Linked DNA regions of Homo sapiens: region 2 is linked to region 1. A link is a loop called in an ENCODE intact Hi-C map of the cell type or tissue named here. Cell type or tissue: IMR-90. All regions are shown on one strand. Each heading gives the region's core, and the rest is flanking DNA. Links, peaks and the distances in the headings are about the cores only.

What was found. Peaks named below come from ENCODE experiments on the same cell type or tissue, not always from the same donor. Only the 100,000 strongest peaks of a DNase experiment are listed, where the experiment ranks them.
Region 2: it touches region 1 in a loop (6-fold over the local background); 5 of 110 quality-filtered maps call a loop at or near these places.

What each region holds. Positions count from the first base shown.
Region 1 is chr11:122,094,497-122,097,298 of GRCh38, reverse strand. All of the region lies in intron 4 of MIR100HG (mir-100-let-7a-2-mir-125b-1 cluster host gene), which reads left to right. Among named protein-coding and RNA genes, the nearest start is that of MIR125B1, 3.9 kb to the left of the region's middle. In IMR-90, for the core only: no CTCF peak of the experiment used is centred there; a DNase peak (open chromatin) is centred at 1,148; H3K4me3 peaks cover 1,431 bases; H3K27ac peaks cover 670 bases.
Region 2 is chr11:121,594,440-121,597,241 of GRCh38, reverse strand. It overlaps SORL1 (sortilin related receptor 1), which reads right to left. Exons shown (of 48, transcript NM_003105.6): 32 at 1,470-1,619. Among named protein-coding and RNA genes, the nearest start is that of SORL1-AS1, 140 kb to the right of the region's middle. RefSeq lists an enhancer at 788-1,987. In IMR-90, for the core only: no CTCF peak of the experiment used is centred there; a DNase peak (open chromatin) is centred at 1,301; H3K27ac peaks cover 1,948 bases.

The sequences.
Region 1 (2,802 bases), core at 30-2,529:
AATACAGAAGATATTTCTTTTCAAGTCTCTAATTCTACCTTTAAAAAATATGTGTACTAATGAACAGTATTCATTTTAAATCTAGAACCTGGGAATATATTACTATAGGCAAGACACCTTTAGGTAAAGAGCTCATAATTTTCCATTGAATACAGTAAAATTATAAAGAATGTAACAAAGGCTTTGGTAATTTGGTAGAGGGGCTTTTTGATGAAAAAAAGACAGATGATTTAGAAAGCGAGGAACACATCAAGCCTCAGGGAAAGAAAATGTTTGATTGGTATTAATTAAAACACTGCTAATATATTCTAATAAAATCAAATTTAACATTCTAAAGTAATCCTCTTGGTATGTCAAAGGAAAAGAAAAGTATTATCTTATTTGCATCTCTGCAATCCAAATGCATTTGCTCATTCAGCAGAATTAATTTTTATCACCAGCCTGTTTTATCTCCTCACAGATTTAGTCAAAGTTATTCTTTCAAACTAGAAAGGATCAGGGTGGGGAATCCATGGAAGGTATTGGAAGACTAGTGACTGTATTTAGTACCGGCTTTATATTTTACGATGTTCTTTCTCTTCATTCGCTGTAATGGGGTGTGGAGGGAAACGGTGAGACCGCAGTGAGAATGATGAACGGTTCATTTTTCCTCTTTCTCTCCTTGTACCTGCCAGATTATTTAAGAATTTCAGCTGCCAAATTATACGAATGCCATTTATTTACGTGACTGGTGTTGGTCTGTTGATTAATGTCTAATGTTTTTCTAATTTCAGACTTTAATTTACCGAAAATTCCTAATGAAAAAGGCTCTTAAGCCAGAAACCAATTGCCTCTTATCGGTTATCCCCAACTGTAGATCTTCTATGAGAAAGTGGGGAAGTGAATGTAAAATTTTATTCACTACAAACTGAGTTCTTTGTTCCTTTATTAAGTCAAAATTTCTCCAGGAAAATTTCATATTTTTATGAAACAGCAAGTTTTATGTTCTTTATTGTTAAACTCTCACAACTGATAAAATTATCCCGAAATGACATAACCAAAATGCTTCTCCTCTCATTAGTCTACCATGACTATGATATCTTATGTAAATATGTGACTAACAAAAAAAAAATGAATGGGCCATAAATACTGAGGACCATATTTGCGTGTTTCCAAAGTGAGGGGTTCTGCGTCCTATCAAGGAGATGTAAACTACTGACTACACTACCGATGATGCTGGCTTTTTGCTCCATTGCCTTTTCAAGTCTTCAACGTAAAAGAGCAATCGCAGTTCGGTTTCACATGTATTGTTCTATAATCCAGGCAATAAATGCTAATTAGTAATGCTCAAGGATCCGACCATTCAGAGTAATTATCATAATTTACTTCTTCCTTGTTAAAGACATTCCTTGCTGATTAGAAAAAAAAAAAAAAAATTAAATCGTCGTTTTACCATTGCACTGCAGTGGAAATGCACTAGAGAGATGTTCAAGGTATAGTAACACTGTTGCGGTTGCATTCCAAGTCACCGACCTGTGCCTCTTAGCTTATTACGAATGGAATTGCCACTTAATTTCTAAGAAGAAATTCATTTAAATGCATAAAGTTTGGCATGTAGACCAGGAATATATGATTTTATTTTACAAACCCCAGGGCTCCACCTTCCCGGCCCACCCTCTTTCTAAAACCACTTACTGAGCAGAACAAAGGAAACAGCTAACTATAGAGGCATCATTAAGTGTGAACTGCAACAGCATGATAAAGTATGTGATATGACAACATATTTTATTGCACAAAAGTGCAGATAATTAAATAATTCTATAGTAACCCTGACTAATTAGCCGAAAGATCTTGAAGGAGGAATCAAGAAAATGGATCCAATCACCTTGAATAATATGCTTCGTTCTCCAAGATCACAAATTTATTTTGGTTATTTGATGATTGATTAACTCATATAGAAAGATGAGGACAAAAGCCTGTTTCTCAAAGCAGAGCTTTGATCTGGTGTCCTCTTTAGGACAAATTAATCCTATGTTTTAGAAGTGCTGAATTTAATGTAGGGCTTTCTGTTTTCAGTCAAAGATATAACCTGCCATTCTGTTGAACATTTCTCTATTATCGAGTGATCTAAGAAATTATCAACCCTTAGCTTCTTATATCGCTGCCTCAAAATATAGATGTAGCCTCGTTCACATTTTCTAATGAGTCTCCTGTTTAAGTTTGTTTCTTATTGCTTGAAGCAAATAAATATCATGGGCACAGAAGGAAGAGAATAAATAACCGTGCTGAATATTATGTATGGTGAAACCCTCCCCCCTTCCTTTATCAAGGTAATATTCCTAGTGTTCATTGTTCATTGGTCCTTTAAGAGAGAGCTTTAGCTTTTACTTGAGGGTTGTAAGCACATTAGAGGAATAATTCCCTTTGGATACTATACAGAAGGAGCCACCTGCAAAATGTTGATGCTGTTATTGAAGTCTCAAGTGGAATCAGCTTTCAAAAAATTAGATATTAGATACATCCGATATAATTTGCAATGTGTAATTATACTAATGTGCATATAGTTGTCTGTTGCTTTACATGTTGCCTACTTGAGTTTTTTTCTTTTCTTGTGCATTTCTCATCATTGAAATGGTTCCTGAGTAGAATCTTTTTAAAATAAGCTTATTTTAAAAAAATTCTTTGTTAATTAATATAGGGATACGAGGACTCTACGATCTGTGTTCTTATGCAAGAATAAATATGTGCGACCTAGATGTTGGAAATTAATTATCTCTGAAAGGGTTATCATTGTGGACACTTGCTTAATTTGTAAAATATTTG
Region 2 (2,802 bases), core at 144-2,643, 500 kb after region 1:
TGGAGAACAACGCTACAGACAGAGAAGGGACGGCCGACTCCCTCTTCCCTTTCCCCCTGAGCCTTACTGGGTGAACTATTTAGGACAGAGCAGTATTTGCCAATCTTGTCTGATGCTAAGAATCAGACAGGGCACCTCTGAAAAGGCTTGGGTTCCCGAGCATCTCCTCCACCATTGCTCTTGATTCAGTGGTCTGAGGTGAGATCACCAAATTCACATCTCTTATAAGCACTTCCACATGATCCTGCTAAGTCCCATAAATTTTGTAAATACTGAATTAGAGGAATTAAGAGATGACTAACCTCCACCTCAGATTCTATTCCATCTCTAAATGGTAAGACTTGGTAGGATTCCAAGTGAGGCTCAGTTTTTCATTGGTTGAGGAAGTCATTATTTTAAGATTAAAAAAAAAATGGGACCAGAACAGGGATCAAAGTGGAGGAACTGAGGCGTTTGCTGCTTAGGGTTAGGGCTTGGCGGCAGGGAGGCTCTCAGCAGAGAGTGAGAGGGGCGTCTTCTACATTCACCAGGACAGGAATCAGGCAAGCACGGACGAAGCCCTTATCCTGGCAAGGAAGGGAGTGTGACTGGCTAGGACGTCTGCTGTCTGCAGCCAGCAGGAGACTGGATGGAGGGGAGGCCCGCAAAGCAGGGATCCCCGAGCCAGAGCAGCACCCAACCGTCAGAGAGGCAGGCCGGTGGGGGGCTGCATAAGCACCGTCCAGCCATGCCCTCCCAAGTCTGCTACAGTAGGACAGACCAGCCAACGGCGGCATTAGCGTGCAGCCAGGGACTGAAAAGCGCTGACTGGTCACATGAGGATAAACGCTTGCAGAAGCCAGTGTCTCCCTCCATCACTCACTGCAAAGATCCTCCCTGGGTTCATCAGAGGACCAAACACCAGGACCCACCAACTCCAAACCCGTAGAGAATGCATGCATCACCTCACACTGGGCTCAGATGGCCCTGTGATTATTCCCCATGTGGCTCGGCACACTATCTCACCAACCATAATTACCCTAAGGACTGAGAATGAATTTTCTTAATGGGGTGCTAGAGGCAAACCCTCTAATAACACAGCTTCTACGCCCAGTAAGTGCTCACTAAATACTTCCAGAAGAATGAATGTACATACAGAAGAGTTGTGGCTTTCCCCAAGGGCGTTTTTAAAGAGTTAAACATGCTTATGAAACCTATTTAAAATATTTATCTTAGTCATTCAGAAAGTATTTTTATTGGACACGCTCCTGGTATTTAAAACGCAGTCAACTTATTAAAAAGAAGGTGACTAACGCAATGGTATGGGTGCACGTGGCAAAGCGCTTGTGGAGAATGCAGTAAGAGCATGGTTACGCAAGTACACAGACTCACACACAGGCGTGTGCTGATCCAGAAATGAAGCAGAAGCACCAGAACTGTGCTCTCTGCAGAAACGTGCCCAGGGGGTGAAGGGCTCTCTGACTACTCACGGCAATTGGCCTCGTCCCGGCCATCCTGGCAATCTTGGTGGCCGTCACAGCGCTTCCAGTTGGGAATACACGTCTTCGGTTGGTGGCATTCGAACTCAAATCGGTCACATCGCCCAAGTTGGGTGGGAGTGGAGGCAGCAGTGACGTTTGCTAAAATAAAAGATTTTTAAAATTTACTTTTTAATATTGAGGGAGCTGGCCAATAACAGCAACCAATCAATATGCTAGGAGATTACGGTGCTTTAGAAATTACAATGGGAACCTGAAGACAAATGCGAGTTCCGGATAGAGAGCAGAGTAGATACAGACATCTAATGTTGCTTCCCCACAGGATCCCACTAAAGCCACAGTCAAGAGATTGTTTTCAAAGACCTAAATCCACGAGGACATGGATAATGAGATTTGGGAGCTGGAAAGAAGACAGATAGCGGTATGTGACTAAAGAGGCCAGCGAAGGCTGCGTCCTACCCTAAGCCGTCACAGGAGAAAGCTCAGAACCAATCAGATCAACAACACACAGTCCTCCAAAAGTTCAGAAACTGGCATCTAACTGGAAGTGAAGAAGGAGTTAAAATAAGGGAACTGACTGAATGATGTTTAAGACGCAGCTACATTCCTTATATCCCCTCCTATCAGTCCCACGAGGCAACCAACCCATACGTCACCCCAATAGAAGAATGGAGGGTTGTTATTTGGAGAAAGTAAAAACAGAGAGTTGTTTAGATAGGCGTAGTTGACAGCAAGTATATCCTACTGATAAAAGGGGGATTAAACCTACATATGGAAGTCCCAGTCCTCTTCTCCGAGGATCCTAGCAATAAGGTAATTATTGTCTAGGCAGGAGATCTAATAATCTTCTCTGGGGAAAATGACCAGCTTCAGAGACTAACCCTGAAGTAACCAAGATTCAGAGTTCCCCCATGGTTCCCAGCCATGAACCTCGAAGTTGACAAGCCCACCCATGTGCTCAGAATTACTTACCAGCACTTTAGTCCCCAGCCTTAAATACAAGCAGCAACCAAGAACTATCTGAGAAAAGGCTTTGACATGAAAGGCAGAAAGCCAAACAGAGCCCTAACCCCCAAAAAGGCCATTTGGAGGAAATAGAGGCTTTGCAAGAAGAAAACTTCAAAAACAAATATCCTTAATACGTTCAGAAAGAAAGAATATATTATTTATCCAAGAAAAAAAGAAAACAGGATACCATAAAAAGGGACAGTGGTAAAAATGGAGAAGCTCTTAAAGTTAAAACCATGACAACAAAGATGAAAAACTCAGCAAAGAGTTGAAATATAAAGTTGAGTAAATCTCCTAGAAAATTGGGGGGGTGGGG